3 separate regions of the Mus musculus genome follow, and all the other regions are linked to region 1. A link is a loop called in an ENCODE intact Hi-C map of the cell type or tissue named here. Cell type or tissue: left cerebral cortex. All regions are shown on one strand. Links, peaks and the distances in the headings refer to the core of each region. The heading gives the core; the rest is flanking DNA.

The links. Peaks named below come from ENCODE experiments on the same cell type or tissue, not always from the same donor. Only the 100,000 strongest peaks of a DNase experiment are listed, where the experiment ranks them.
Region 2: it touches region 1 in a loop (8-fold over the local background); 21 of 42 quality-filtered maps call a loop at or near these places.
Region 3: it touches region 1 in a loop (4-fold over the local background); 11 of 42 quality-filtered maps call a loop at or near these places.

Annotation. Positions count from the first base shown.
Region 1 is chr3:92,505,702-92,516,698 of GRCm38, forward strand. No RefSeq gene overlaps it. Among named protein-coding and RNA genes, the nearest start is that of Sprr4, 11 kb to the left of the region's middle. In left cerebral cortex, for the core only: CTCF peaks have their summits at 5,309 (motif pointing left) and 6,819 (motif pointing left); DNase peaks (open chromatin) are centred at 5,306 and 6,833.
Region 2 is chr3:92,145,764-92,156,760 of GRCm38, forward strand. No RefSeq gene overlaps it. Among named protein-coding and RNA genes, the nearest start is that of Lelp1, 8.5 kb to the left of the region's middle. In left cerebral cortex, for the core only: CTCF peaks have their summits at 1,834 (motif pointing right), 5,067 (motif pointing right) and 7,749; DNase peaks (open chromatin) are centred at 1,799, 5,059, 5,745 and 7,751.
Region 3 is chr3:92,388,725-92,399,721 of GRCm38, forward strand. No RefSeq gene overlaps it. Among named protein-coding and RNA genes, the nearest start is that of Sprr2h, 8.5 kb to the left of the region's middle. In left cerebral cortex, for the core only: a CTCF peak has its summit at 5,777 (motif pointing right); a DNase peak (open chromatin) is centred at 5,780.

The DNA.
Region 1 (10,997 bases), core at 2,089-10,088:
AGTTTTTGCCTCCACCATTTTCTTAATCCGTCAACGAACAGTATGGTGGATGCTAATTACAAGAAGAACTTCTGACCTTTTTGTAAATGTAAGGAATCATTCTACCCCCTGATATGTTTGCAAATAAGAGGCTTCATTGCCATTGTTAGGTGTTTAGAGTGATAGCCTGAAAAATAGAGAGAAGAGTGAGACAGAACTTTATCCCCTCCCTCTCCATCTCTCATGCCACATGAGGTACTTCTAGAAGACCTGAGACAGTAATAGCTTTGTAAGTGGAAAGGGAGGAAAAGCAAGTCTTGGGCTTGGTAAAGGGCTACTTCCAATAGTGTGCTCACAGATGGCCAGCATGGGAACATAAGCACTATGGAGAGGGTGCGGTGTCTCTGGGAAGACTGCCAGTACTGGCCTGGTGGAGGCCCAGTGGAGCTGAGGTTCTGGTCTCTCTTTCTTGTGGTGGAACTTACTTGGAGTTCTAGATGAGGAAGAACCACTCCCAGTGGGTGCGTGGAGGCTTTTATGCTACTCAAATTCCACTGGCTGTGAGATCTTGGCATTCTATAACTTTCCTGAGACTTGGTATTCCCATTTTTCAATGTAAGAATTTGAGAGCTGTAAACTCCTCCCTGAGCCCTCCTGGAGCATTAATGGTCTCTATGTCTGATTAAGTATGATTAATAGTGAATTCAAGGAAACAACAGTGAATTCAGGGTCAACCAAAAAGAAAGTCCTAACTGATGCTGTCTTTTGAAGGAGAAAGATATAATCACAGGCTGTTACAATCTCTGATCCAAAATATATGAGGATTTAAGAGTGAGAGTTTTCAACACTTTTGAGGAAAATGGAGCATAACGTATTTGCAGACTCTGAACAATCTGACACCATCCTTAGCTTCTCCATCCTATATAAGAGAAGAGAGTTGTATTTCTACAATCTACCCCACACCTTCCTGCTTGGACCTCTCAGTCTGGGACTGGCCTGTCTCCCTCTCTCAGAGAAATTTGCTCCTTCTCTGTTCTTTATCTTTCCTTTCTTCTTTCTTCCTCTCTCTCTTTCCTTTCCTCTCCTCTCCTCTCCTCTCCTCTCCTCTCCTCTCCTCTCCTCTCCTCTCCTCTCCTCTCCTCTCCTCTCCTCTCCTTTCCTTTCCTTTTTCCTTTTATGTGGGATCAAACTCAAGGACATGTGCATTCTAGACAAATTTTCTACTACTAAATTATATTCCCAGACCTAAGAAAATATTTTAAATACCTCTTTCTCCACAACCCTGTTCTCTAAATCTTTACAAAATATGTTTTCCTCCTCTCCTTAGTACAGTAAGCGTTTTATCTATACCTGTTTGGAATGTTTCACATGTAATATGCTTATGATGCTTCTGTAAACTATAAGATGTCTGTAAACTAAGTACCAAATCTAAATTCCTTGATCCTAGGAGATAACTTGTCTTTATCATTCAGTCATTTTTATAATCAAATAATCTAGACAGTCACACATATATGTGCCTATAAATATGAACCATAAGTTGGATGCATGAATAGGTTTATGGATGAACTGAAATAGAAATTCAGCATCAGATAATTTGTCTTTAACTTTTCAAAAATTCATATATTACTTTACTACTTTATGTAAATGGGCATTTTGCCTACATGTATGTTTGCCTGGATACAGCTATGCCTAGTGCCAATGAAAGGTAAAGGAGGCTGTCAGATTCCCTGGAACTGGAGTTACAGATGCTTGTTAGCCATTATCTGGGAACTTGTAGGAGAATGTAGGTACTCTAATGGATCAACCATGGTTCCTGAACCTTCATTCCAATCTCATTTTGGCTTAATAAGTTGAACCCATAATTTTCTAGTACTTTCTGAACTGTCTTATATTCTCAAATTCAATTTGATGTTTATTACAGTCTATCCTTTATATTCCATATACTTGAAGATCATATTTACTTTAAGAATGCTTGGCTATCTTATACATGTCAGTAATTTTTATACCCAGCAAAAGTACAAGTTCCCTATGAGCAAGAAAGGATATTTAGGACAGAACTCACACTCTAGTCACTGGTGACTGGCCAACTAACAGACTAACAAGCAATTGAGAATTCCAGCAACTAAAAGATTCTGCCCAGCAAATGAGTCAGTGGGTGAGTGAAATGAGGCTAAGTGCATACACGAGAAATGAGCTCACAGCATAGCTACCTGACTACGAAGCTCACTGACCAACCAACTAGCAGGCTGATGAAGTTGTTAAGCAATTGATTTCCTGATGACTGGCTTGCTGGGGTTTAGCTTTGTAAACCAGATACTGAAATTGTTTTAAGAAGGGAAACTCCACTGACAACAAGTGAGTAAGAGTACACCAAAGAAACCATTTTAATAGGGACCCCCTAAGAAGTATATCATATGACTTTCCTATTATTTCTGATTTTTTTTCTCTTTGAGAATTTTCTTGTGATTTACATTACTGATGTAAAAAATTCTTGACATTTATATAAAAATGATAACTTTATTCAGTGTCCTGGGATAGGCATAGGGTCCACTAGAGTATGTTTTGAAGTAGGGAGAGCATGTTGGCTCAACTCCAAATATAACACAGGCAAATACTCTGATGGAATCTATATTCAAGTAGCAGGTGGGAGCCTTGGACAGAAAGTCAATAAAAATAAGATGAGATATCAGGGGTATTGTGCCTAAACTAACCTAGCAGGATTCCTGCTGAAGATAAGCTATGGTGGTAAGACTATGCCCGGGGGACTATAAAGAATGAGGAAACTGATTTAATGCAAAGGGTAATCAGATATCATGGTAGGGGGAGGACTAAAAAGGTATGAGATAGGAAAGAATGTTTTGATAATAATGAGCATTAGGGCTGGCAAGTTAGCTCATCAGGTATAGACTCTTGCCACCAAGCCTGATAACTTGACTCAGATCACTAGGGCCCACATGATGGAAGGAGAGAACTCACTCCTAAAAGTTATCATTTGACTTCTACATGGTAGGCCTGAACTCACATAGGCATCATACAAACAAAGTAATAACAAATGAATAAATAAAAATGCAAAAGAAAACAACATAGAATTACATCACATGATCTGGACAATTATTTCTTAGCCTTATTTCTTTTAATTATTTATTATAAATATTGTTTTAATTATTTTTAGGTTGTTAAAGATTTATTTATTGCTAAATTTACTTATTAATTTTCTTTGATATAACTGGATTTTCCAAGAAATGCACAGGTGGGTGTAAAATTGGCAAGGCCCTGCTTAAAGTGAAGCCTCCATAGCTCTCAGATGTAGTGTCAGCTAAAATCCAGCCAAGGACATTCATGGTGAAGGAAGCTCCCTTTCTGGAAGAGGCTGCTTTCATGAATAGCACAGCCCATGTGGGGAGCCTGTTTCCTGAATTCTGGATGATAGGGCTCAGGCTGTCCTCTAGGTCAGACCACCTCAGTGATGGTTGCTGAAAACGGCATCAAACCAAACAGATTGATTCACAGAGACTGAGGCCTAGCTACTCTCCCTAGTTAGTGCCCTGATTTCCAACCAGAGCTTAAAGAACTACCTGCAGTAGATGAAAAGCAGAATCACTCTTAGACAGCTCCCTGCAAGGACCAAGACCCTTAATTCTCACCCTGGCTTCCCAGGGCTCTGAGTTGCTGCCACCCTGAATTGTGATCACCTCAGCATTTGCTCAGCAGGTGTCAAAACACCCCCTCCATATCCATCCCACACCCTTCCTCCTGAGCTGGATGGGAAGAGAAAACACAGACAATTTTTTTTAAGTAATTTGTTTTCTTTTCTTTTGTTTAGTTTAGTTTTATTTTATTTTAATTAATTTACTCTATACACTCCATATTTTATGCCCCCCCCATCCACTCTTCAACTGTTCCACATCCCATACCTCCTCCCTAACCCCTGTCTCCATGTGGATGTCCCCACACCTCACCCCACAAGACCTCTAAACTTCCTGGAGCCTCCAATCCTGTGAGGGTTAGGTGCCTCATCTCTGACAATTTTGTATGAATTGTAGCCAACCCATTTCATGTTCAGATCCTTAGGGCCTCCCCACAGGCCTACAGTTCTTGACATGGTTTTAAAAGGCTGACATACTTGACCCTCTCTGAGAAGACACTGGTCTTCTCCCTTCCTAGTCACCCCTCTTCTTTCTGTACCAATCACACAGCACCATGTGCAGTACATAGTATATTTTAAATTTTTAAATGATGTGCAAGCTTTCTCCAGCGGACAAGCCAGTCTCTGCCTAACTTGCCCACCTCTAGTATTTCTCTGACCATACTTTATGCACTGCCCAGTTTCTTCCTTGAACTTTTCACATCCTACAATGCATGGGTGCCCCACTCTATTCAAGAAACTCCAATCCTATTGCCTTGTGTGTTGCTTTTTCATAGAACATCTGCCCTTCTTTTCCTACATCAACTGGGAGCTGCTTGAGGCAAAAGTTTCCCCATTATGACCATATGTACTGTGGTACCTGGCCCATGTGAGATGAACACTGAATGTTTTATTTATTTTTTTAAATATGTGGTCAGACCAGAAGGTCTACAAGTTTTCAGTGCCTCCTATGGATGTGTTAAAGAGATTACATCTTCATGCCCTCTGCAGGATATAACAGATCCCAATGGACTAGGCATTCTCAGCCTATTTATGGGCTATTTTCTACTTCTGTGTTGGCCCATTAAATATAAATTAGGAACTATGTTTCAGCATGTTCTTTTCTCTCTTCCATAAAAACTGCCTATGCTCCAGGTGGACGGTGCCCTCTTTGTGTGGATCCAGAAGCAGAATTCTTGTGTAGCAGGAATGGAGTTAACCCTCTGAGGTGAGCAGGGTGAGTGGGAAGTAAAACTGTATTTAAGTTACTGGGATTTGTAGTTCATTAGTTAATTGGAACACAATTCAGCCTTATGAATATACTGAGCTCTCTGAGAACTGTTCTCTTTCTCTCAAGAAACTTCTCCTCATAGTTAAACTTGACACTGACCAAATCAAGTCTTACTAAAGTCCATTGTATACACAACAGCCATGGTGACATGTGTATACCTATGTTTGACCACCTATGAAAAACTGAGGTATATAGGATAGGGGAAATAAAGAAATATGGGAAAGTCACCCTGAGCTAACACACTTCAGGATTAGGACTGTTTGTAGGGAATTGATAATTTCCTCCCAAGGACTTTCTGTTGGTGCTTGGGAGGCTAAATAACCCATGTCTTTCCCAACTCTGACCACAGGCCTTGTACTAAACCCTTTAAACCTTCTAGGTGGTTAGGGCAGAGTGCCACCTCCTGGATGCATTGAGTGTGCACAGCTTGTCCTCATCTGTTCTTCAGAATGCTGTGACTTATCCACAAGCTGGGAGACTTAGTTGAGACCTTTGTGATCTCTACACCTCACTTTACTGGCAGAGAAAATTAGGCCCAGATGGCTTTCAACTAGTTGGTCCTTGTCTCATTCCTATGGCCTCCTATAATGGACCACACTCCCACTAGGGGTGAATACAGTGACTTCTCTATCAAAGTCATAGTCTTTCTGAGGACACTTTGCTAGTCATAGGTGGCGGTGGGTTTGACAGACAAAAAGGTTGATCCTTTTGTGGGCATGGAGTGGGGAAGGCTGGAGTTCAAGAGCATTGGTGTGGATAGTGAGCCATAGCCTTCATCCTGCCACTGGTGTTCTCATTGTGCAGGTCTTGTTTGGGGTACCATGTATTGGGAGTTCATGGTTGCAGCTTCCCTGTCATATATAAGAAAACTATTTCCCAATCAGATATCCTAGCCTTCCAGTTTTTGCAATCTTTCTGCCCCCTCTTTCATGATGTTCCCTGAGAGTCCTCATGGAGACTGCTTGGTTACTGCTTTTATCTTTCTTCCCAAAGAATGGTGACTTTCATCCCTGAAGAAGGGAGTCCACCTTGATCCAGTCTAGAGGTGGAAGGAGCTTGGTCTTAGTCTCAAGCTGAGTTGCACATGCTTTATGTTAGCACCTGAAAAGGAGTCATGGGGGAACACCCTGGTCGGCATACTCTTATGTGTTACTGCTGGTCCTCTGATGCCCCTTCTCATTGTACTTTTCCCATGATTGTAGGCCACCAGCCTTCTGGGAGAGAACAGAGAACATTATTCTATTAAGTACCCAAGATTACTTCAAGAGGTATCTAGAGGAATGTATTGAACTGAAAAATCTGTTCAACTTTCGGGCACATTCTCTTCAGGCAGGGTCTCTCACTTAACCTGGTATTTGCCTGGGATCCAGATCCCAGTGATGCTCTAATCTCTCCTCTCCTCACAGAGAACCCAGCACTAGAGTTACAGATGTGCACATCCATCTTTTTACATGGATTTGAACTCAGATCTTCATGTTTATATAGCATATTCTCTTATCTGCTGAGCCAATTCTTCAACGCCTCAATGGGAAAAAAGACTTTATGTTAGTGACACGTTTTGGACTATTCATAAAGAGATTAAAATGTGAGCACACACACACACACACACACACACACACACACACACACACACACTGCATCTACATGCAGGTTGCAAAGGCAAAGGCCCTGGTGCAGAGTAGAATACAAACACTCTAATAAATCCCTAAGGAGAATTCAATTGACAGCTGTCTACTAGACCTAGAAACCATGACTCTCTCAGCCTACTTCACAAGGAAAACTATAACCTATGCACTTTTTTTATCATTTATATATTATTTCCTCAAAGTCAATATGAGAAAGAAAAGGACTTCCTGGCTTATTCCATAGATGTCACACCTGCATTAGAAGCACTAAGCATTTCAGTTAACCACATCAAAACTTCTCCCTCTGCTGGAGGAAGGGAGAAAAACTTAGGCTTTTCCTGGAAGCTTGCATGAAAGGCAGTACAGAGAAAGTCACACACACACACACACACACACACACACACACACACACAGAGAGAGAGAGAGAGAGAGAGAGAGAGAGAGAGAGAGAGAGAGAGAGAGAGAGAGAGAGAGAGAGATTAAACAGGTGTTATTCTAGAATAATTTCAGAGTTATATAAAGTTATAGAACATTTTGGTATATCTTTTCTTAGATTTGTCCAATGCTGACATCTTTTTTTCCTTTTAAAATTAAAACTATTATTAAGTTTAGCGAGCAAAAGTTTTATATATGTGTGTGTGTATATATATATAATGTGTGCATACATATGTATATACAACATGATGTTTTGAAATATATGTTGTGAAAGATATACATATATACATTGTTGAATGCCTACACCAAGCTACACATTACCACAATGCTTAATGTGTGTGTGTGTGTGTGTGTGTGTGTGTTTGTGTGTGATGAGACTATGTAACGTCTACTCACTGATTTCCAAGTATATGATACACTATTACTGCAGTCTTCTGAACCATCTCCCATGAAGCACTGCAGCCTTTGATCAATGCTTCTGCCTCTGTGATTTGGATTGCATATATGAATGAAGCCTTGATGTATTTGTCTTACCATGGCAGCACCAACTCATTGGAATCTCAGCTCTTGAGCTAAAATTGGATGGTGTTGGCCAAGTTTTGGTTACCTCCTTAAATTTTGTTTTCACCATTTTCAAAACTAAAATCTTTATGTTTTCTGGCAATAATGACTATTGTGTAGGATAAATATGTTTAGACTGGAGTCTTGTTATTATAGTGACTGCCTGCTTTTAAACAGCTGGAAAGATGTGTATGTGTTGGTTAAGTGGAGGCAACAGAGTTCATGTTTAGCTCAGATTTTCTCTATGCTCTCTTTACACTTCTGTAGAAACACGTGGGTGGCCTTTCCCTCCCAATTCACCTGTGTTAAAATTTTCCATAACCATGACTAGCTTGGAGAAGATATTAAATAAAGATTAGAATGAGTCACTTCATATTGAGTCAGAACTGGAATGAAGCTGAGCATTAACCCAGCAAGTCAAACATTAGTTGCTATCAAGCAGAGATTTCCCTATACTGGAGTATTATAGAAATGAAATGAAATGAAATGAAATGAAATGAAATGAAACTGCACACAAAAAGTTAAGAACAACATGACCTAGAGTAAGAAACAGGCTCGACCAAAACCAGAGGAGAGAACCTGGAAAAAGCCAAGGCAGCAACTCAGGTCTCAGACTCTCTTTCCAGTACTCTCTACTTGGAGCTACAGTGAACTTAGAGTTCATTAACATCGACTTATCCTGGAGCCCATCAGCCTTTGTAGGTAGAGGAGGTTCCAGCCAAAGGGCTGCCTAGAAAGCACAGCATACTCAACCCTGGGTGAGTAAAGTACTACCCACCCTTGTCTGCTGCTAGGCACATTTTTCTGTTTCCCACATGTCTCCAGGTACTGGAGGAGTCTGTGAAGAATTTCAGGACACTTGGAGTCAGGATTCTCTGGAAGGAGTCCTTCCTGTGGGTGTGCCAGGGTTTGGTAGACTCTGCCTTTTACTTGTTTGTGCAACTTTAACCACCTGGAATTCTTCAGGGAGTTAGAGACACCTGGCATTGATGATACTGTAGGCTTTGTTGAAACTCAGGTCATTTTCATCTCATTTAGCTCAGTGTGACTGTTGTCTGTGAATCTTGTCTATGTGTAAAAAAGTACTCCTGCTTGTTTAATTGTTTCTTGGTTCATGGTATTCAGTCAGTCTTCAGAAAAATTTATGCCAGCTATTAGGAATTAGACTCACATTTCTATAAGGAATTCAGAGAGGATGGAATGTTAAACCACTATTACCATTCAGACTCTGCTTCAATGTAAATATCTAATTTTTTCATTTTGATTTTCAGTGAGCCATTCATTATTCAATAATGTGTTTTTTAATCTCCTTGAGTTTGCATATTTTCTGTAATTTCTGTTGCTGTTGATTTCTAATTATATTCCATTGTTATATGATAGAAAAGAAGACATTTTTATTCCCTTATATTTTTAGGACTTACTTTGTGTCTTAAGATATGTTCTACTTTGGAGCAAGTTCCATGAGTTGCTAAAATGAACATGCTTACTGCAGCTACTGGGTAGAATGTGGTACAGATTATGTTAAATCCATTCCATCTAAGTGTCATTTACCATCAAGTTTCTTTGTCAATATTTTGGGGGAGCTAGGTGACTTATCTGTTGGTGAGAGTCAAGTATTACCACCCAACATTATTGTACTGAAAAAAGTCTATGCTTTCATATCCAGGAATATTTGATTTATGGAATCAGGTATGATGATATTCACATATGAGATTTGAATTATTGTACCCCCTACTTTTTTACTTTTATTTATTGGTGTGTGTGTGTGTGTGTGTGTGTGTGTGTGGTGATACTACAATGGATGTAGGGAGGTCAAAGAATGACTAACAGGAGTCAATTTTCTTCTATCACATGGGGTCCAGAAAATAAACACAGGATGTCAGATTTAGTGACAAGTCTTTTAACTTACTGACTCAATTTACTGGCCCATATACCTTCTTTACTTCTGTTTCTTTTATATTATTATTATTATCATTATTATTATTTATTTTTGACATTATAATATAATTACAAGATTTTGCTCTTCCTTTCCTCCTTTTATACTATCTCATATATCTTTGCTCTCCTTCAAATTTATGGCCCCTCCTCCTACTCCTTCACCTCCTCCTCCTCTTCTTCTATTTGTATATTTTTAATTAGAGACTCTCTACATATCCCTGGTTGTCCTAGAGATCACTATGTAGACCAGGCTGGTTTTAAATCCATAGAGATCTGATTGCCTCTGCACTCACTCCAAATCTGGTATGAACCTGGTGGTGTGTGTGTGTGTGTGTGTGTGTGTGTGTGTGTGTGTGTTTGTAAATAAACCTGCATGGTTCTTATAAAGTTACTTGTATGTATATCTATAGGGATGACCATTTAGCACTTGTCAACACATTGGTGTGCCCTGGGGAAGAACAATCTGTCCTGTGCCAATATTGTCGCAACTGACTCTAGTTCTTTGTGAAGGATGAAGCTTTGTGAGATTTCCTATGTATTATTTATTCCCTTTGTTAATATAAAGTGATTTTCTTCCTAGGCTATGACTCATTTGGATTTGAGGTCGCCTTTTTCAGATAACAATATAACTGCACAGGCTTGTTTTCAGGGCAATAATACTTCCTCTAAAATCAGGAACTAGTCTCTAGACTCTTATTTGCAATACTGTTTTAATTCTTAACTATTACAATAAAAATGGGGGAAGAAATGGATGAAAACAAATAGGAAAATAAAAGATCAAAATATTCCTATTTGAAGATGATATGACTTTACAGTGAAGAGACTTTGATGACTGAATAGCAAGCTCTTAGTAATGATGAAGAATTTCCTCATAGTAACATGATACAAAATTTATACAAAACATCAGTAGCTTTTTAAATATTTCAACAGTTAATATAAAAATCAAGAAAATTCATTCACAGTAACTTCAAAACAGTACCCCATAATAAACACAATCAATAATGAAAAAGACCTCTATAGTGCTTTACAAAACCTTTAAAATGTTGAAAACAAAAATAGGAAGAGAAAAAATAAACACTGGAAGATGGATTAGCAGAATTAGTATTGTGAAAATGCCATAGTGCAAATTGCTTACCTTCCCAGTAAAATTCTAATGACAGCTTTAACAGAAGAAGAAAGAAAATTTCCAAAATTCAACAATGATCATGAATGACTCTAGCAATTCTGAGTAAAAAGAACAATGTTCGGCATGCTAAGTGAATTAAGCCAGCTTCAGAAAGACATATATCTAATTTTTTAATTTATATAGATACACAAAATCATGTATCACATATGTCATGAAAGTAGAAATGAAAAAGTGTAATGCAGCAAAGGGACTACCTGGAAAGAGAAGCATACAACATATAGATGTCCAGAAACTTTTAGTGCAAAAAAATGTTAAAAATAACAATGCTAGAAGTATCATAGCACTTGGTTTCAAATAATACTACAGCCATAGTAACAGTATAGTAGTGGCACAAAGACCAAATGGAGTATGACAGAA
Region 2 (10,997 bases), core at 1,619-9,618, 360 kb before region 1:
GGCTCGCTCCTTCCTTCCTTCCTCCCTCCCTCCCTCCCTCCCTCCCTCCCTCCCCTTCCTCCCCCCCCTCCCTCCCTCCCTCCCTCCCTCCCTCCCTCCCTCCCTCCCTCCCTCCCTCCCTCCCTCCCTCCCTCCCTCCCTCCCTCCCTCCTTTCTTTCTTTCTTTCTTTCTTTCTTTCTTTCTTTCTTTCTTTCTTTCTTTCTTTTAGACATGGCATTCTAGCAGCAAACAAACCCCACGGATCTATCAGTATCACTTTTCCTAGCAATGGGATTACCATTCCCATTGTGCCATTGTGCCACTGTGCCACCTAGGCCATTTTTCTTTCTTTCTTTTTTTTTTTTTTTTTTTTTTTTTTTATAAAACATTGATTCTGAGTACTGAATTCAGGTCCTCCTCATGCTTGTAAAATGGACACTCTACCAGTTGATCTATTTCCCCAGTTCCGTGTCTCCATTTCTATTTGCTTCTCATTTCCGACTTTGCCCTGAAGTGCACCTTTTCAGTTCTATATTTTCCTTGAACCTTTCTCCACGTTATCATTTTCTGTCTTCCAGCTAAATATCTTGGTGATGTTCCCAGCAAGATTCAGTATTTCAATGTTAATCTTAAAACATAATTTCTGGTTTGAGTAAGGACAGTTCATATAAATGTCATTAATAAACAATAGTAATTTAGCGATGAAAGCTAAGATGGCTGGGAGAGATGTCTCAGTAAAAGTGCTTGTTTTACAAAGTATGAAGATGGAAGATTGAATCCTTAGGCTGTTCCCATAACCCCAGAAGAGAGAGGCGGGTAGATCCTGAGATTTTTGTTGACTCAGAAATGGTGAACTTCTGGTTCAGTGAGAGAGCATGCTTCAAGGCAAAAGGGCCAAGGAGGATGAAGGAGGACATTGACATCCTGCTGTCGACTCTGAATTCATGTATATGGGTGTGCATAAGACACTCACCCCCCCCCATGCCCCATAGCATTCCATGGTTCCACTGTGTGTACCAGAAGGCCATGAAGATTACAATAATTGGCAATGATAACTAGGACTACCTTTTAGAGTTTTACAACTAAGTCTTTCTGTTTACATTTTACTTTATTCTTTGAGAATTTCATACATGTATACAATATATTCTGATCATGTTCTCTTGGGATGCTCTTTCCAAGTCCCCCTGGATCCCTCTTCCATGTCCTTCACCCCAACTGACCAAATCTCCTCATCTAGGGGTGGGGCTTATGAACTTCCCCTCATTGTGCGGAGACATCAACTGACTTGATCTTGTACAGGTGTTGTACACAAAGCCATAGCTTATTGAATTAATGAGTGCAACAGCCCTGCTATGTCCTGAAGATGTTATTTTTCTAGTCCTCCCCCTCTTTTCTACTCTTCCTGCACCTCTTCTGTAATATTCACTGAGCCTTGGGAGAAGGAAGTATGATACAGATGTGTTGCGTGTAGCTTTGCTGCCCCACACCCCACACCCCCGGCCCCAATCTTCCTGGAACAGGCCACGCTACCAGCCCCAACTCAGCTTCCCTTGAATCCATGAATAAAAAGCAGAGCTTGTGATGACTCCAAGGAAAAAGTCTCTTCCAGATAGATAGGAATGATATGCCCATAAACTCACAAAGACACATGTGGCAGCATGCACAGGCCCACACACGTTAAAGCCACTTGGAGTCCCAGCACTAAGAGCAAGAAATAGATTGTTCCCTTTAGGGGCCCCCTTCCCTTCTATTGCTTAACTGGAGGGTATTTGTTTGTTTGTTTGGTTGGTTGGTTTTAGATTTTAGATTTATTTATTTGTATACAGCATTCTGCCTGTGTGCATGTCTGCAGGCCAGTAGAGGGCACCCGATTGCACTATAGATGGTTATGTGATACATTGTTGAGAATTGAGCTCAGGACCTCTGGAAAAGCAGACAGTGCTTTTAACCTTTGAACCATGTCTCCAGCCCTGGAATTTTTAACACTAGCAAAGGCTTCGGCTGCTGCTGCTGCTGCTGCTGCTGCTTCTTCTTCTTCTTCTTCTTCTTCTTCTTCTTCTTCTTCTTCTTCTTCTTCTTCTTCTTCTTCTTCTCTCTCTCTCTCTCTCTCTCTCTCTCTCTCTCTCTCTCTCTCTCTCTCTCTCTCTTCTCCCCCTCTCTCCCTCTCCTCTCCCTCTGTCTCCCTCCCCTACAGGCATTTAACAGGTTCTTCTCTAGCTTCTTCTGTTGGATCAGACCACCTCATCCTCACACCCTCAGAGGACCTCTTGGACACGAGTTTAATCAAAGCTATCACCAGTTTTCCTTTCCCCGTGACTCATATGTGACTTGTGGGATCCTCTGTGAGCTGTGTTTGCCTGCACAACAGCTGCGTGTGTCTGTCTTTCTTTCTTCAATTACTGTTAGTGATGTTTTATGCTCATTGTATGGAGGAAGGGGGAAGGAAGGTCTATGATACCTCTGTAGCGCTTGTACTGTATTTATCGTTTGATTTCACTATGATATTTGAGGCTGCTGTGGCTTTTTTTTCCCAGCCCTTTCTCTTCTGTGCCCCATGACCTGGATAGGGTCCTGCTTCTCTAGCCTTGTCTTCTATTCTTTCTGAGATCATCCTTCTCTGAGAAGACTTCCCACTTCCAGTCTCTTTGCCCCTCATACTCTTGCAGTTCATCTCATTCTGTATCTCACTGCAACAAAGCCAAAGAAGTCCCACACATGTACTCTTTCCTCTCTCATCCTCTCAAACTGATTCAACAAAATCAGAATTCTTCTACCTGGTCTTTCCTAACATGTTCTTTATTGTGAGCCCCAAACTCCAAACAATACCTTATCCAATAAAACTGCTGTATCAGTTTTTATTGGTCTAATGCAGCATGCTGGCTCCGTCCATAGCACCTGTGCCCTTAGGATTTTCCAGACATTTCTTAAGTCACAGGCTCTTGACCAGTGTTTGTGAAGTATACATCTACCTTAGTCAGTCCTATTACCTGTTGGACTATGTTTGACCCAGCATCATTGTCATAGATCTCCTTGCCTCCTTACCCCAATTTTATGCTTTGTTATATGGTTATGATGGATTTCTAATAAAATGAATGCTTAATATTACTACAAAACTTGATGATTCAAGCCTTATTAATATGGCCCAAAGATTCAGACTAGTTTTCTACTTTTCTTATCATTCCTGGGATTAGACTACTTGCAGTTCCCAAAATTTACTGGATTGTTTTTTTGGAAACTACACTTTATTTTCTGCCAGACATGTTCAGCTTCTTCCATCCCTAACTTGAAGTTCATAAACAAGTTACCTTAAACATTTATCTGATCCAAGCTGCTAGTTAAAGCAACCAGCCTGATCATTTGGATCTATCATCTATCTATCTATCTATCTATCTATCTATCTATCTATCTATCTATTATCTATATTGTAATAGAGATTAAACCTTGGGCTTCACACAGGGTAGGTCAGTGTTCTACTGCTGAGTTGTACTCCCAGCTCTCTTTTTTGTTTTGTGAGAGGGTATTAAGTTACTTAGGATAGCTTTAAACTTGCTGGGCATAGTGTCCTGGTCTGGACTATAAGGCCTGGTGCACTCTGAGATATTTTTTTTTAATCACCATATTGCAGTTAGAGAATTCTCAATCTATTTCCATCACTTGATGGTCTAGAGAACTAATTCACTTTTTTTTTATCTTTGATTCCCCAGTGCCCAGTGCCTAACCTAGCATGCTACTCTCAATAGTAAAATCATAGCATCAATCAAACATTTAAACAGCTTTGAGTCATTCTCTCTAACTGAAACAGCCTTCCTCTTTGCCCTTTCAACTAAATGGTATCTATTTTTACACCCTCTTTATAGTTTAAAAATCTGTTTTTCATGCAGAATTCCCCTCTCTTCCCCCTCACCTCCTGCTATGGTTAAGAGATGCTTTCTCTAGGCTACCCAGCATACCCTCGCAAAGCATCTCCTTTCTCACACAGAGCCCTTGCTCCAGAGGAGGGACTTTTTTTAGCCTCTTTATTGCCAACTTGGGGCCTCAAATTTGAGATGTTTTAATGATTCTTTGAGGATAGATATGGAAGATGAGATAAGAATTAAATGAATTGTCTAAAGAGTGACAGCTGATTCCAGGTGGGCATGGGTCTTCTCTAAGCGCCAGAAGTTATCATTAAGATATTTGTATCAGGCTAACAACAACAAGGCAAGGCAGCACTCTGAACCTTGGAATCTACAGTCACCATGGATCTGTCTTGGAAAGAGCTTCATCTGCTCCAGAGTCCCAAACAGAAAGGAACTTCCAATGTCTCCCCTACCTAGGAGCTCAATTTTCCTTACCATAAATTTCTACTTCTTACAACAAACACACATTTTCCCATCTACTAAGAGCTCCAAGAACAAGGGAGAAACTGTTACTAGGACCTGAAAGGGAAGCACCTAGGTAAGGGCTATGTGAAGGAGGCTTTGGTGGGTAAATGGAATCATTCTTCAAGGGGGGAGTCCTTCCCTTCCCTGCCATGACTCACAATCTGCCTTAGGCCACTTTCCAAGGTTTTCTGCTAAGCTCATGTTGCTGTGCTCTGTGAGTCCAGCGAAGGGCACAAGCTGACTGCACCATGTCCCTTAAGACAGGGAGCAGACATGGAGGGAAGATTATTCAGTGTATTTGGAATAATTGCTGGAAGCTCAGCACAGAGGAGAAAAGAAAATCTTTGTGTGTGGAAGGAAGATGAGTAACAGGATACGTTTTCCTCACTGTGTTTAGTATTGGAGTATTAGCATCTGGAGATGTGTTTAGATGACTTCAAATGGTTCTTACTATTTTCTGGATTACGTTTACTTCATAAGTCCACCATAAAATTAGAGGAGGCTGAAACATTTACTTTCATTTCTATATTATGTATGTGCATGTCTCTGTGTAGGTAGATGCACATACACGAAGCTGCCTACAGAAACAAGAAGCTTCAGATCCCTCGGAAAAATCTGACGTCATCTTGAGAATCAAATAGGTTTCCTCTGGAAGAGCAGTACACACTCTGAACAGTTGAGCTATCTCTCCAGCCCCAAATGTTGTTTTCTTAATGGCCACCAGATGGCAGCACAGGTTCAGATAATAGCCACTCGCTCTACCTATCAAACAGTAGCTAAGATGTAGAAACAGTTTGTGCTTTCTTCAGTGCTTTCATTTCCGTTTTCAGGTTGTAAACAGTTTTGTTCATTTCTCTCACCTGTTTAATTGTAATGGGAGAGATGAAGTCGGGGGAGGAAGTAGGGAGAGAGTACTTGGAGAAACAACTGGATTGGGAGAGGGCGATTTCCTAGGGAAACCTATGACAATGGAAACTTACAGGAATCTATGATGGTAACCCTAGCTAGCAATGGGGGTTATAAACCAGTCATCTCCTGTACCAGGCAAGACTTCCAGTGGAAGGATTGGGACACCAATACAGCCACAAAACCTTACACTCACACGTTGCCCTGCCTAAAAAATGTGCAGGGGTAAAAAGTGAAGCAGAAGTTATGGGAAGGGCCAACTAATGGCTGGCCAAGCTTGAAACCCATGCCATGGGAAGGAGCCCATCTGGACACTGTAAATGATATTCTACTATACTTGCAAACAGGAGTCTAACATAACTATCATCAGAGAAGCTTCACCCAGCAACTAATGAAAACACATGCAAAGACCCACAGCCAAACATTAAAATGGAGCTTGGAGATGTCTATGGAAGAGGGGGAGGAAGGATTGAAGGAGCCAGAGAGGTCAAGGACACAACAAGAAAACCTACAGAATCAATAAACTGGGCCCATAGAGGCTCATGGAGTGTGAATGGCTAACCAGATAGCATACATATGACCTAGACTTCTATACACATTTAACAGTTGTGCAGCTTGGTTTTATATGGGACTCCTAACAGCAGGAGCAGGGGCTGACTCTGACTATATTGTCTGCCTTTGGATCACTTTCCCTAACTGGGCTGCCTCATCTATCCTCAGTAGAAAAAGATGCTTAGTCTTACTGTAATTTGATATGCCAAGGCTGGTTGATATCCACAGCAGATCACTTCTCTTTTGAAAAAGGAAGAAGTGCGTGGAGGGAGGAGGGGGGCAGCAAGAGGGAGAAACTGGGAAGAGAAGAAGGAGGGAAAGGTGGATCAGGATGTAAATAAAGTAAGTAGATAACAGCAGCAGGAACAACAACAACAACAACAGATCAGGAATCAGCCTAAATGGCTACTGTTAGATGAGTGGATTTGAGAAATGTGATAACTATACACAACAGAATACCATTCAGCCTTTGGAAGAAGAATATTCTGTTATCTCCAAATCTGTGTGGATTTTGGTAAAACATATACTGCATGATCCCATTTATGTAGTCAAATGCACTCAGTGTTCAAATCTCAGAACCTTTAACTGAAATGTAATGGTAACATGTTCAAAAGTTCCAGGGATTAGGGTGGGACATTTTTGGGATGTATTTATTATGCAGCATACCACACAATTAAAAATTAATTACCAATCCTCATCGAAGTAGAATTCTGATGACAACTGTATTTGTTTTGCTTCTAACATTTTGTTTGCTGGATGTAGAAAACACACACACACACACACACACACACACACACACACACACACACACACACTTTCTCTCTTTTTGACCTCTTTTGATTATGCAGACTATTTGTTTTTTCATCTAGACATATTTACAAATTTCTTCATTTAACCTATATCTGCTTACTTTAAAATCTGAGCTATTTCTTCTGGGGGGGGGGGGGCTTGTGTGTGTTAATGAATGACATTTTGAGCTGGTTAAGAGTCAGGATTAAACATCCCTACTCTCTAAGCATTTGCTATCCAGGTTGAGACCATCAGGACAATGCAATGATGCAGAGGGGGATGGGGCTATATAAAGCTCTGGCTCACGTCTGAGGGAATCATGCTGTGACTTAGGCCTTCATTTTCCTTATTTCTAATAATTATCCAATGTGTCAGAGCCCAGGCTGGGTGAGGGGGCTCTAGTATGCCTGAAGGGCTTGCAGAGCCATAGAAAGGTTGCAGCATGCTCTGGGAAGGACTCTAAATTTTGCACTTGTCTCATGTCTCTTTCTCTGAAGAAGTTGGGGGAGGGAGTGTGGGTAGAGGCAGATTCTCTTTGCTGTCTGGTAGGAGACAAGAAGAAAGGATTTGGTGAAATGTTCATCCATCACTAATAAACTGTCTTCAGAGATTGTAAAGCTAGGAAACTAGATCTTTCATGCACTTTAGGTACACATGATGAAAACATTATCTATGTTAACACAGGCATCTTTGACCTCTAGAATCAAGTGAAGTTCATTTACCGTCACTGAACATATACTAGAGACTAGATACCCAGTCCAGGACAGTGTAGGTGGGAGTAGAGGTAGTTACTGATGCTTAGGTTGAGTTGAAATATAACATGAATTTGATCAATTTGGGTAAAGTCTGGGGATGCAGAGGCCATGAAAGAAGCTAAGAAAACATGATCTGCAAGGACGTGGTAGAGGGGATTCTTTATTGTTTTAGGGTTTCCTATGGCTAGACCTTTCCACTTAAGCTACTACAGGCTTTAGTTCTCCAGCAACTTCTATGGATGGATACTTTGTCTTTTCCTTCCCCTTACCAAGGGTCCAGAAGAAAACTTATGCAACCTCTCATAGTTAAGAATGTTAATCTTGTCATCATGTGTGCCTCTATTAGTCTTGTGCTCCTTTTTAAACATATCAGATGGCTCTAATCTTGCCATACCAGAAGTTACCACCTGGTGGTGCTAGAGGTGCCTTTGCTATCAAACAGCTAGTGGAGCTACTTACCTACTACTCTATTTTAGCTTAATTCTATTTATGCTATACAAAGTAAAAACTGTGATTGACAGCTGTTCTTTCTGTGTGTCTAATGTGATCAAAATTTTCTAGTTTGAAATTTTAATGGAAAAACATTAATAGATATAACCCATGAGAATAAAATCTCCAGAAGTCCGCAACAATTGTTTCAGTGTAAAGCATTTCTTAGAGTAAATAGCAGCTGAACAGATCGCACGCACGCACACACACACACACACACACACACACACACACACACACACACACACTCGCACCCTCGCACCCTCTGCCAGAATGGACTTCATGGCCACAGTTCTGTTCTCAGAATGGCAAAACAGGGCCTTGCACAGACTTGCAGGACACATTTTATGTTCATCCAAGCCTGCAGCCTCAACTCCTCACCTCACTTATGTGGTCAGTTCTTGTTAGAAAAGGCCAGGAACTTGTCAAAGAGGTGCAGTTTGGCACTTGGCAGAAATACCTCATGCTCCAAGGATAAGAGGACAAATGGTTCTCGCTGGTTTGAGCAGGGTCTTCATCTCACCCTTGCTTTGCCCCTGCTTTCTTCCAGACTCATTCTGAGAATTTTCTACTCATGACCTTCCTTCTCCTAGGCCCTTTTGTCCCTCTGTGACTTTTCTCTATTCCCTGTAAGAAAGTAGAGACATGACTACTCAGGGATTTTTTTTTTCAGACTCAGGAGAATAATGTAAGTCATAATAAATTCTGTGTTTGGAGGACAGGTGCATTTTGTTGCAGTTTGTGAGAGTCTAAAGAAGTAAGTAGATACAGATCTTGTTGCCTTCATCAAAGATGTGACATTGTGATGAAAAGAACTCTAGAAAAAGAAAATTTCTCTTTAATTTAAGTTTCTCCCAGCTACTATATATCCTTTCCTTCAAAAATTTGCAACTCTGTGGAGGCAGAGCAAATTCTGTGTTGTGTGTGACTTCAGATAACCACAGGGTCTGGAAGTATGGTCAAGGAAGCAGCTACTGCCTCCCTTTAATCTAAAGGACCCTTAAGGTCCTTTAATCTTGGGCTTAGTCTACAAAGGAAGCCAAGGGGTTTCCCCTGCATTTCCTGATAACTCTCCAGTTCTTGAGAATGCTAGTCATAATCCCCCTTTACTTGAAATTCCAGCTGGACTTGTTTTTGGCTCATTACATTTACTTTTCCCTTGAGATGATTCTGTGTCTATGGGTGATGGGTGGAGCAGAAGGCTGTAAGATCACTGAGTTTTCTTCAAGTGTAGTTGGATTTTTTGGTGGGTTTTGTGGCTATGAACAGATAAGAAGGAAGTTTCTGGGCAGGGCTTCTGGAATTGCAGCTTTTTCCTAGGGCTTATAAGGCTGTTCTATATTCTGAGTAACTGGCCCATCGTACTGCACACAGCATCTTTAGAACTGATATAGGGAGAAGTCAAATGGAATTAGGATTGTTTATCCAAAGAACATCGAGAACCTCAATTAGAGGTCAGATTTTAGAGTGGGGAATATGTAGTGATGGCTTAGACCTCATGGAGGCTCAAGGGAAGCTCATGACTTAAAAAGAGACCTATGTGACTTGCTGAGTAGAGAAACAATGAGGAAGGCAGGCATACTGATGCTTGGCCGCTGTGGGGATGAGGTAAGAAGGCTCCCATCAGGAATAAGGTGTGTGGTTCTTCCAGGAACCCTCCTGATCTCCAGACCCGAATTAACCCCTTCACCTGCTGAAACACTGCTGTGCCCTTAGCTTCAGCCCACAAACTGGCATTGTACCCCTCTACCTTCTTCAGGACTGCTTTATGAAAAGGAATTTACATCCAATCCTGTGCATCTAAGCAGGAAGAGCAGAGCCTTCTTTTTCAACACTGACTTTTTCTTGGTCCTACAGGTCTTTTTCATCCTCGAGGTCCTTTCTTCCATGTAGCCCTATACCTGTGAGGTAGGATGTCTACCTAGTAGACTTACCTGGGAAAATCTGACCAAAGCAGGTAAAGGAGCAGATCACACAGACCATAAATACTCAAGGAATCTATGCTCAAATTTTAGCAAAGACTAATTTTATAACAAAAAGTGTAATAAGCATTATTATTTTCAAAATAATGAGAATTTGAGAAAGACTTATGGGTAAAAGAAGAGAGGGAAAGTGTTAGAGAAAGAAAGGGAGGCTCCAAGGGCCACCTCTGTGTGTGTGTGTCCTCACATGCCAAAAAAAAAAAAAAAAGAAAAAAAAATCCCCAGAGAAATTACCTGAGGCATCCCCAGTCAATGTGCCATGTCTCCACAAATTCAAACTGCTGATATACTAAGAATAGATCCTAGAGGGTTGTGAGATGGTATAAGCTAAGAAAGATTGTAACATAATGCAACCTCACTAAACAAAGAACTATAGAAAGATATTCTTTCATTGATGTCACCCAAGCATGTCGTGAAATTTTACTTAATTTTTTTATATTCTTTAAAATGGTTTCTGCAAGTGATTCTAATCCTTCCTGAGTCAGCAATGAGCTTGCTGGCAGAGAGTACAAGATGAAGTGAGGAAAAGGGGCTAAATGTCCAGGAAATGAAATTACCTTCAACCTTGTACACCCAGCAGCCTGCTCTGACAGCCTGCTCTGTCAGGTTTTTACTGCTTTTCCTATACCCAGAGGTACTTTGGGTTTCAAGAGTCACAACAGACCGCTTCAGATCCTTGGGCTGTGTTTCTTCTTTCATTGCTCTTTTACTAGAAAGTTTGAGAAATACTAGTCCTGCATCAGTGACTAAACTAGAATTTTCTATGTAATGAGCAAGCTTGCCATCTCTGTTCAGAGAAACTGGACTGTCCGAAGCTCAGGAAACGTCTAGTATATCCCAGTGTGTCTGAGTCTAGAGCAAAAGGGCTCAGGCTAGTGCTAATCCCAATGATGAGAGGAAAAAGGCAATTGACCCAAATTACCACATCCAAATTAATTAAAACAAGCAATTAATTAAAGCAAGCTTTTTATTTATGTACTTGAGCTGCCTCCTTCTAAGGTAGGGTTCCAGAGGTCAGCATCAGATATAAGGAAGACGAGACTTTTACAGTTCATGGGCAAAGGAGTTCTAAGTAGGGGATTTGGTGTGCTAAATAGTCTGGTTACAGGAGCAGAACATAAGCATAAGAAGTTAGGCCTAATGACCTTTTGAAACAAAGACATGAGAGAACTGACTAAAC
Region 3 (10,997 bases), core at 1,524-9,523, 120 kb before region 1:
TTTCCCACCCAGGTCCCTCCCCCCCTCCTGTAATTGCTTTCTTCTTCCTGCCAAGTCTTCTTAAGGCATCCTCACTTGGGCCCTTTGGCCTGTTAACCTTTTTGAGTTCTATAGACTGTATCCTGGATATTCTGTATTTTTTGGCTAATATCCACTTATTAGTGAGTACATACCATGTATGTCCTTTTGGGTCAGTTACCTCACTCACTATATTTTCTAGTTCCATCCATTTGCCTGCAAAACTCAGGATGTCCTCGTTCTTAATAGCTGAGTAATATTCCATTGTGTAAATGAACCACAATTTCTGTATCCATTCTTCTGTTGTGGGACATCTGGGCTGTTGCCAGCTTCTGGCTGTCACAAACAAGGCCACTATAAACATAGTGGACCATGTGTGCCTTTGGCATGGGGGGTTGGGGGGCATCATTTGGGTATATGTCCAAGAGTGGTATAACTGGTTCTTCAGATAGATCGATTTCCAATTTTCTGAGGAATCTCCAGATTGTTTTCCAGAGTGGTTGTGTAGCTGTCCAGCAGCCTTGGAAAACTGGGTTAACCTGAAAGGGGGCTGTAGGGGGGTGCAGGATGGAAATGAAAAGGGACAGGGGTTAGAGAAGGAAGAAGCCAGGACAAAGGTTCTGATCAAGGCTCAATTTTAAAATTCAGCACTGTATTTACATAGGAAAAACTCACAGACCCATCATGTGTTTCAGCTGGATTGTGTTGCAAAGCAAGCTCAGTGGGCAGTCTACTCCTGTAGGAAATTGCAAGAGCAGCAAAGCAGAAGACTCTACGTGCGTCTTTTTTTAAATATTTTTATTACATATTTTCCTCAATTACATTTCCAATGCTATCCCAAAAGTCCCCCATACCCCCCCCCCCACTTCCCTACCCACCCATTCCCATTTTTTTGGCCCTGGCGTTCCCCTGTACTGGGGCATATACAGTTTGCGTGTCCAATGGGCCTCTCTTTCCAGTGATGGCTGACTAGGCCATCTTTTGATACATGTGCAGCTAGAGTCAAGAGCTCCGGGGTACTGGTTAGTTCATAATGTTGTTGCACCTGCAGGGTTGCAGATCCCTTTAGCTCCTTGGGTACGTGGGTCTTAAGGTCCAACTGTGGCAAGCACTTAAGGTCTATTTAGCCTGCTCAAGGCTGGGGGAAGGACACATGCTTGTACCAGTTTGCAATCCCACTCCTGCAATGGAGGAGTGTCCCTCTTTCTCCACATCCTTGCCAACAAGTGCTGTCACCTGAGGTTTTGATCTTAGCCATTTTGATTGCTGTGATGTGGAATCTCAGGGTCGTTTTTGGCTTGCATTTCCCTGATCACCAAGGACTTTGTACATTTCTTTAAGTGCTTTTTTGCAATTTGAGATTCATCTGTTGTGAATCCTCTCTTTAGTTCTATTCCCTATTTTTTTGGTTGGTTGTTTGGTGTTTTAGTGGTTAGTTTCTTGAGTTTGTTATATATTTTGGTTATTAGCCCTTTATCACATCTGGGGTTAGTGAAGATATTTTTTTTTTCCATCTGTATGTTGTCAATTTGTTCTATTGACTATGTCCTTTGCAGTACAGAAACTTTACAGTTTCATGAGGTCCATTTATCAATTTTTTATCTTAGAGCATGAGCCATTAGACTTGTGTTTAAGAAATTTCCCCCTGTGTCAATGAGTTCAAGGCTCTTTCCTACTTTCTCTTCTTTAGATTAAGTGTATCAACTTTTATGTTGAGGTCCTTGATCTACTTGGACTTGAGCTTTGTGCAAGGTGACAAATATGAATCTATTTTCATTTTCCTACATACAAACTGCCAGTTAGACTATCACCATTTATTGAAGATGCTTTCTTTATTCTGTTGTATATTATTTGCTTCTTTATTAAAAATAAAGTGTCCATAAGTATGTGGTTTTATTTCTGGGTCTTCAATTCTATTTCACTGATCAACGTGTTGGTCTCTGTACCAATACCATACAGTTTTTATCACTATTGCTCTGTAGTAGAGCTTGAGGTCAAGGATGGTATTCCTCCAGCAGTTCTTTTATTGTTAAGAATTGTTTTTGCTCTTCTGGATTTTTTGCCTTTCCAGATGAATTTGAGAATTGTTCTTTCCATGTCTTTGAAGAATTGTGTTGGAATTTTGATGGGGATTGCATTGAATCTGTAGATTGCCTTTGGCAGGATGGGCATTTTTACTATGTTAATTCTGCCAATCCATGAGCATGGGATATCTCTCCATTTTTCTGAAATCTTCTTTAATTTCTTTCTTGAGAGATTTGAAGTAATTGCCCTACAGAACTTTCACTTGTTTGGTTAGAGTTACCTCAAGGTATTTTATATTATTTCTGGCTATTTTGAAGGGAGTTGTTCCCACTTTCTTTCTCAGCCTATTGATCATTTGTATAAAGAAAGACTACTGATTTATTGGAGTTGCTGAAGTTGTTTATCAGCTGTAGATGTTCTCTTCTAGAATTTTGGGAGTTGCTTATGTATACTATCATATCATCTGTAAATAGTGATACCTTTACTTCTTCTTTGCCAAGTTGTATCCCCTTGATCTTTTTTTTTTTGTTGTTCTCTTATGGTTCTAGCTAGAACTTTGAGTACTATATGGAAGAGATATGGGGAGAGTGAACATCCTTATCTTGTCCCTGCTTATTATTTGGTTGTGTGAGACATACTTTATTTCATTGTGCATAAAACAGTCTTTCATTTAGCCCCAGCAACTTAATGGACTATTTTCTTAGTCCATTAATTCACTCATGATAGGCTGATTTTTTGACTTATGTAGTATGAGTAGTGCTGAAATATAAATATATATGCAGGCAGTCTATTGTATAATCTTTTTATATTTTTAATATACCAATTGATGTTCTTCAGTTAAATGCTAGATCTGCTTTTGTGATATTTCTTTGAAGGAAACTTCACATTGATTTCTATAATTGATGGATTACTCTACACTCCAAAGTGAGAGATTTTGTGTTTAATTTACTCAAACGCTTGTGAAGACTTGCTATTATTTTGATGGTACTCAATTAACATTTTAATTGATTCTTTGAGAATTTCATACTATGCATTTACTTCACAGTCCACCAACTCCCTATATTCACTTACTGTGTTTTCACTCCTCATTCCTGCCAACTTTAAGGTTTTTTTTTTTTATTTTTGTTCTTTGACTCTAGAAAGTCAAGTTTGCATTGTTCAGTTACTCTCAAAAGTGAGGTACACTCTGGAGTGCAGTCATAGCAAGGGTTGTATCATCGAAGAAAAGTGACACTCCTCTCAGAAGCTACCCACTGTCAAGCGTTCCTTAACTAGTAGTGGATTTCATACCTCCCTTCTTTCCCACAATACGTTTTTGTCTGGTTTGAGCTTTCACAAGACTTCTGCACACTGTCTCATAGTGTGTTCACTGTTTAATTGACAAGTTATGTGAAGAAAATATCATTTTCTACCATTGTCTCTTAGAAGCCAACTCTTCCATGAGGGTAATGCTAAGTACAGACAAGTCTCTTACTTTTTGTTTCCTTGAAGAGTTGAGGGTCTCTTTGCTCATAATCTACTTCAAGGGGCTTTTTTGATGAGAAATGACTGGTGTATTAATATGCATATAGCAATAAGTCATTAGGAAATTTTTGTTCATTTGTCCATTTAGCAGTATTGTCTTATGCCACAAGGCCTAGGACCTAGCTGACCACATTTTCTTGGCCTGTTTACCAGTGCCAAGTATGCATTTCATTTTATTGAAGAGGCCTGAAATCCAAACAGAAATTGGCTGGCTACTCCCATACAGTTGTGCTATTGTCATGCCAGTGGGTATATCTTGTCAAGTAATCATTTTAGTAACAGGTAAGTTCTCTTGCACTGGCCAAAGGATTTAGAGTGAAGACTCGTCTATAGGCCACAGAACCAAATGTATCTCGGTAGTCAGTTAAAAATGTTTGTGTTTGTGTGTGTGCATGTGTGTGTGCGCGTGTGTCCAGGAGTGGCAAGCCTGAACCGTAGGTTACTTCCAATCACTGCCTTTTGAAAACTTTTCATAATGAATTTCATAGTGATTGTACAATTTACACAACCACCAACAGTAAATAATAGTTCCTTTATTCCTATCCACATTAGTCTTTGTTGAGATTTAATATTTTTAATAGTGATTCTGCGTAGAGTGGGATGGAATTTTAAACTAATTTAAAGTTGAGTTGTTGAAAGATTAATGGTGCCAAACCCTTTTAAAAGTATTTGCCTCTCATTCCAATTCCTTTGTTTGATTCAGTTTTTTGTTTCATTAACAATATTTTAATTTCCTTTTAAAATTATATCTAATTATATTTTAGTTGTAACAGAATACCATTACTCTCTACATTCCTTATTTCACTTCAGATCCTCCTCAGCTCTCCATAGTATATCTCCCATGTCTGACCCTGACCCTCTCTTAAATTAATAAGTTCTTTTTCTTTACCCTTGTTTCGTGTGTGTGTGTATAAAAATGCTTATAAGTGTAACTAGGTAATATATATATATATATATATATATATATATATATATGTATGCATGTATGTATATGTATATGCATATGCATATGCATATGTATATGTATATGTATATGTATATGTATATGTATATGTATATGCATATGCATATGTATACGTATATACATATATATATAGTTTCAATTCTGAGCCTTCATTATGAATTGAGTGCTCCTCCATGCAACCTGCTAATTTTTCTTCTCCCAGTAGTTATTAGTTGGCTGTAGTTTTTTCTCTTAGGTTGGTATTCCACTAAACATCATCCCCTTCTCCTCAATGTCTCCACAGATACTTCTATTGTTCAGTCTCATTTTTTGCAGCTATTTCTAGGAGAGAATGATTTACTGAAGACTTCCTGGTGTTCAGGCTTTGACAACCTTTTAGCCCCTTCTTTGATGATGTTCCCAGAACTATATATACAAGTATCAACATGTATCCATTGGTTTTGGAGTCCTCATTATTTGTTGGTCTCTGAATTGTGTCCAGTTGTGGTTTGCTGTGGTTTCTTTCTTTCTTTCTTTTTTAATTTTTGGTAAAAGGGGACTTGTTTACTGATGGATGATACCCACATTTATCTGTGGGTGTAAAGATGAAACTGAGTATGTAGTAAGGCTCTATGCTTGTCCAGAAAAGTACCAGTGGTGAAATTATTTTAGGTAGGTTGTGTCTCTTGGAAAATTTACCTCAGTAGTACCAGAAGCTGACTTGTTCTCCAATATCAGCCATGAGTTTCTTCTTGCTGAGTGAGAACTAAATCCAATTAGGCAGGTCTTGTGTATTCCAGACAAGTGATTCCTGATTGTATCCTTATGCATAGCTGTCTATCCTGGTGATTTTTATCATTCAAAGGTGATGCAGGTGTGTGGAACTTTTTAATTACTTCTCTCTATTGGCTTCTGGAACCATGGAAGCTAGACTGTACAAAGGGGCTTTTAAGTCAGTTCCAGCTGGAGACATGATAGTCTTGTATTTTTACTATATCACACACACACACACACACACACACACACACACACACACACACACACACACACACACACACTGTGTACAGTATGAAATAATATAATTCTTTAAGGCCTTGTCAAAAAATAGTTGTTTTGGTCCCTCTTCTTTTTTTCTTCTTTTATGTTAATCTCCATTTCTCTTTCTTGGTTGATGCCTCCCCCCTATTATTCCATTAATTATGCATATCTCTCTATGTCTCTGTATGGTTTTAGACATGTGAGTGTGTTTCCTATAAAAGCCAGAAGAGGGTGACAGATTCCACTTGATGGAAACAAGGAAGTTGAGATGTGGTAGATATGTATGCTTGAAAATGAACTTGGGTTTCCTACATGAGCAATTAAACGTGCTTAACTACTGAGCCATCTCTCTTGTCACTTGAGATTTTGTTGTTGTTCTATCTTTGTTTTAGATATCAATCCTTCATTTAATATGGAAGGCACTTAGCAATAAACTCATTTAGAACTACCATTGCTGTATCTCATATGTTCTGATAGGCTTAATTTCTAGTAACTTTGTTTTATCCCTTGCTTTGATTTTTCATCGTTTGAAAGTGAATTATTAAATCCCCTTGTGTTTGTATGACCTATAAGTGATCTTATTCCTGTGGGTTTTTATTATTTTCATTATGGAATGATGAAACCCAAGAAAGTGTCAATTTTTATATTTGTTCAGGTTTGTTTTGTATCCTAACATGTGACATTATCTATCATAAATATGACATTTATTAGGAAAGTTATGTGAGCTCCTGATAATAATATGTAGTTTGCAGTTGTTGCATAGAATATTCTGTAGATTTTTATTAAGTATATAAGATCTATTATGGATTTTAATTCTGAAGTTTTTTGTTGTTATTATCACTCCTTTTTTATGTTTTGTCAGCAAGATTATCTAGGGATGAAAGTGGAATATTCAATTTACTTATTTTTTATGTAGCTGATTAATCTGTCTTCTCATATGAATCAGTGCTTATTTGATAAAATTTTGTGAATCAATAGTCAGTACATTTATCTACAGCTAAACTTTCTTAGTGGATTGTTTGCTTTACTTACAAGTAGGGACACCCCTTAGGTCTTCTATGTGTGGCTTCATTGTTTCTTCCTAGCTATTGGTCACCTATGCAAGGATGCCTCCTGGTTCCATTTGTTTGAGGTGTCACTTCTCTTCACTCATTGACTTTTATCTGTGGATATCATTGTGTTAGGGGTCTTTAAAAACTATCAAAATAAACAACTGGAACCTTTTGTGTAGAAGTTAATTATTTTTCACTTCTTTATTTACCTATTCATTTGATATCCCAATTGCAGCCCTCTTTCTGCCAGTCTGCTTTTGACATTACACAGCTCCTCTCCACGCTTCCTCAATTTTTTCCCTAAGAAGGGGAAGCTCCTACCTCTGTGGGTATCAAACCATGCTGGCACATCAAGTCACTGCAGAACTAGGAGCATCCTTTTCCACTGAGGCCAGACAAGGCAATCCAGTTAGAGGAACAGGATCCAAAGGCATGCAACAGAGTCAAAGACAGCCTAGGCTCCAGTTACTGGGGGACCCAGATAAAGACCAACTGCACCTCTGCTATATATGTTTTGGGGACCTAGGTCCAGCTCATACTTGCTCTTTGGTTGGTGGTCCAGTTTCTGGGAGCCCCTAAGGTTCCAGGTTAATTGACACTGTTGGTCTTCTTCTGGAGATCCTATCTCATTCAGGTCCCTCAATCCTTCCTCCAAATTACAAGACTCACCTAGCTCCATTTAATGTTTAACTGTGTATTTCTGTATCTGTTTCCATTGACTGCTAGGTGAAGCCTCTCAGCAGACAGATGTGCTAGGCTCCTGTTTGCAAGCATGACAGAGTATCTTTAATAGTGTCAGGGATTGGTTCTTGTCCATGGGATTGGTCCCAATTTTGGCCAATAATTTGGAGGCCACTCCCTTCTCTGCTCCATCTTTGTTCCTACACATCTTGTAGGCAGGAGACATTTTGGGTAAAATGTTGTGTTGGTGACTTAGTGTCCCCTTCCCTCCCTATTTGAAACCCCACCTAGGTAAAGGAGGTGACTTGTTGAGGCTCCATATCTCTCACTGATAGGAGTCTCAGCTAAGGTCACCCCTGTACACTCCTGGCAGCCTCCCTATCCCAGAGATGCCCTCTACTAATTCTGGATCTCTTCCTAGCACCTCCTCCACACCTGATACCCTCCTTTTAACTCCCTCCATACCACCTTTCTCCAAAAAAGGGGAAGAGAACAGGAACTACAGACAACTGGAACCTTTTAACCTTTCCACTCTGAATGTTTTGATCGTACTGTTCATTTTGTAAGGTATCATGATGCAAGCAAACATTGCTGAACATTCATACCAGAGTCAGTATATTCCATACCTAAACCACTTACTGTCTTTTATAGCATAAACACAATTGTATGTAGAACTTTTAGAATATAAAATACATCATTGAAAATATTGTAGCTTAGTGTACTTTCAGAAAATGTTCCCTCTCTCACATACACTGTTCCTATGGAAACCAATATCTTCCTAACAGGCTCTGTGATATCAAATTCTTAGAGCTGAAACGAGTGAAATTACACAGTATTTTTTGAGTTCCTGTTCTGGCTTCCTCGAATGATAAACTACAGTGTGAAAGTATATGCCAAATAAACCCATTCCTCCCCTACTCCCTTACCTTTTTGATCATGGTATTTCATTGCAGCAATAGTACCTCTAACCAGAGCTACTGTCACAATCAACAGATTTGTAGACATTTTCAGAGAGCAGTCTGAAGATATGCCCCAAATATGTCATTTGAGTTGGCAGCCATGAAGAGGGAAAAGATAAGGCTCAAGGCCACCAGCCTCCCCTATGAAGGACATATACTATTTTGTGTAGTTTACAGAAAAGCATTGAATCCAGGGAGCAGACATAGCCTGTCTCTGGGACAATAATTGTCAAGTTGAAGGTGAAACCACAGATAAAGTCCCTTTATCGATTTTCTTTTTCAGAAAATAAGCAAATTTTACCTAGAAAACAAGAATGTAAATGAGTATTGATCCACAAAATAAAAATAGGCTGGTGTCGAACAAATATGAAACATCAGTTTGGGCACAAGAGTGTTGTAACATAGAAAATGAAATACTGTTTTCAATAAAAAAAACTTAGACAATCAGTGAAGTATTAATGAAACTGAGGACAGGTGGGCCCTCTGAGTCACAGCAGTTTACAGTGATGAGGACCTAGAACAGGGTATTTCCTATTTTGTAGAATACCTATCAATACAACTAATATATGGATTTGCATATTGCTTGGGAAATTATTGGACCTGTGTATTACCAGGCAGTTGTTCATGCATTGGGCAGGACAGCCATTGAGCAGGACAGCCATTTCTTTCTCTCTTTCATTCTTTCCCTCTTTCCTTCCTTCCTTCCTTCCTTCCTTCCTTCCTTCCTTCCTTCCTTCCTTCCTTCTTTCTTTTTGTCTTTTCTTTTTTTCTTTTTTTCTTTTTTTTTTTTTTTGGTTTTTCAAGACAGGGTTTCTCTGTATAGCCTTGGCTGTCCTGGAACTCACTTTATAGACCATGCTGGCCTTGAACTCAGAAATCTGCCTGCTTCTGCCTCCCACGTGTGGGATTAAAGGTGTCCACCACCAGCACCCGGCTAGAACAGCCATTTCTATAAAGGGCCCTTGGCTGTGTGTCTTCAGACTTCTGGTCCTTTACTCCTGGATTACTTTGGAGAACCTGGTGAGCGTCATTCTTGAGTTGGTCAGGTTTTATGGTCTTCGTATGCGTTATCATAAATTTTGAGAGAATATATGTGGTGAGTCCATTTTTGATCAGGAGATGAACAGTACTTACCTAGCAGCCAGAAATGGATATAATAGTCCACTGTGGTAGATGATTTTCCCTTTTAGTTGGTGAATAGTGTGACAGAGTACATTACTATTTCACAGGCATATTTTGGTGTTATTTTCAAAGACACAGGCCTTTCAGGTATTATTAAAACTTGAATTATTCTTTATGGCACAAACCCAGTCAACCTGCTTGAATGCTACAAACAGAGACTTTTATTGGTTCTGAGACTGCTTACATTTCCAGAACCTGAAACTTCCTGCCTGGTGTTCCTTTGTGTAAGTAGTCTTATTTATATTCTCTTCAAAAAAAAAAAAGGTGGAATAAACAAAGAAGGGATTCCAATGTTATTGAAACAGATTCCTGTCAGGAAAGAGAAAAGCTGGGATATCATAAAATAGAGTTGAGGAATAATGTGAATGCCTGGAGAAAGGAATGAACCTGTGTTCCAAGTCTCAATCTTCCCTATATTGATAACCTGTGAACACTCTTATGCAACATCTTTCAGATCCTGAGAATTCATCACAATGTCTTACCAACAGCAGCAGTGCAAGCAGTTCTGCCAGCCTCCTCCATCCACCACAAAGTTGTTCAGAGCCCTGTCCTCCTCAAAGTTCCCTGACCCTTGTCTTTCTTCCTCTTGAAGCAGAAGTGGCCTCCTCCAGTTTTGCAAAGAAAAGTGCCCACCAAAGAACAAGTGAGAGATTCAACCATCATCAGGACCAAGAGACAAGAAGTAAATTGATCTCAAATACCTCCATAGAAATACCTCCATCTTCCCTTCAAAACCTCTAATGGATGCAAAGGAATTTCCCCTGATATCATTCTTCCTCATATGCCTGTCATGATATCTGATAGAGAAGAATTTACGTGAGACTGCAATGCTGCTGCTGTCAGGGGGCCACTGAGAATGGTCCTTCTTCAGTGGTTCAATATCTCAAGATTACAGAGGGAAGACCAGAAAATGTCTCCTTAGTGTCCATAAAGGATATCTTAAAATATCCCTATCACTTGGACAGGGTAGTTACCATTGTTGTTTCATTTACTGAATAAAGTATTGCTTTGTTGATGGTATTCATGTTTTCTTACTTCTAACAGTTGCTTTATTACCATTATGATAGGCTCATGCTCTTAGCTATCTAACCCTTGTTTGGCTTCTCAGTTGGCTATAATGGGTTTTGATGGAATTTTGGATCATATCAAGGAATAACTATTCTCAACAGTATAGAACCTCTGGTGGAATCACCATGCCTGACATTAAGCTGTACTACAGAGCAATTGTGATAAAAACTGCATGGTACTGGTACAATGACAGACAGGTAGATCAATGGAATAGAATTGAAGACCCAGAAATGAATCCACACACCTATGGTCACTTGATCTTTGACAAGGGAGCTAAAAGCATCCAGTGGAAAAAAGACAGCATTTTCAACAAATGGTGCTGGCACAACTTGTAGTTATCATGTAAAATAAAAGAATGCGAATTGATCCATTCTTATCTCCTTGTACAAAGCTCAAGTCTAAGTGGATCAAAGACCTCCACATAAAATCAGAGACACTGAAATTAACAGAGGAGAAAGTGGGGAAAAGCCTTGAAGATATGGGCACAGGGGGGAAAATTCCTAAACA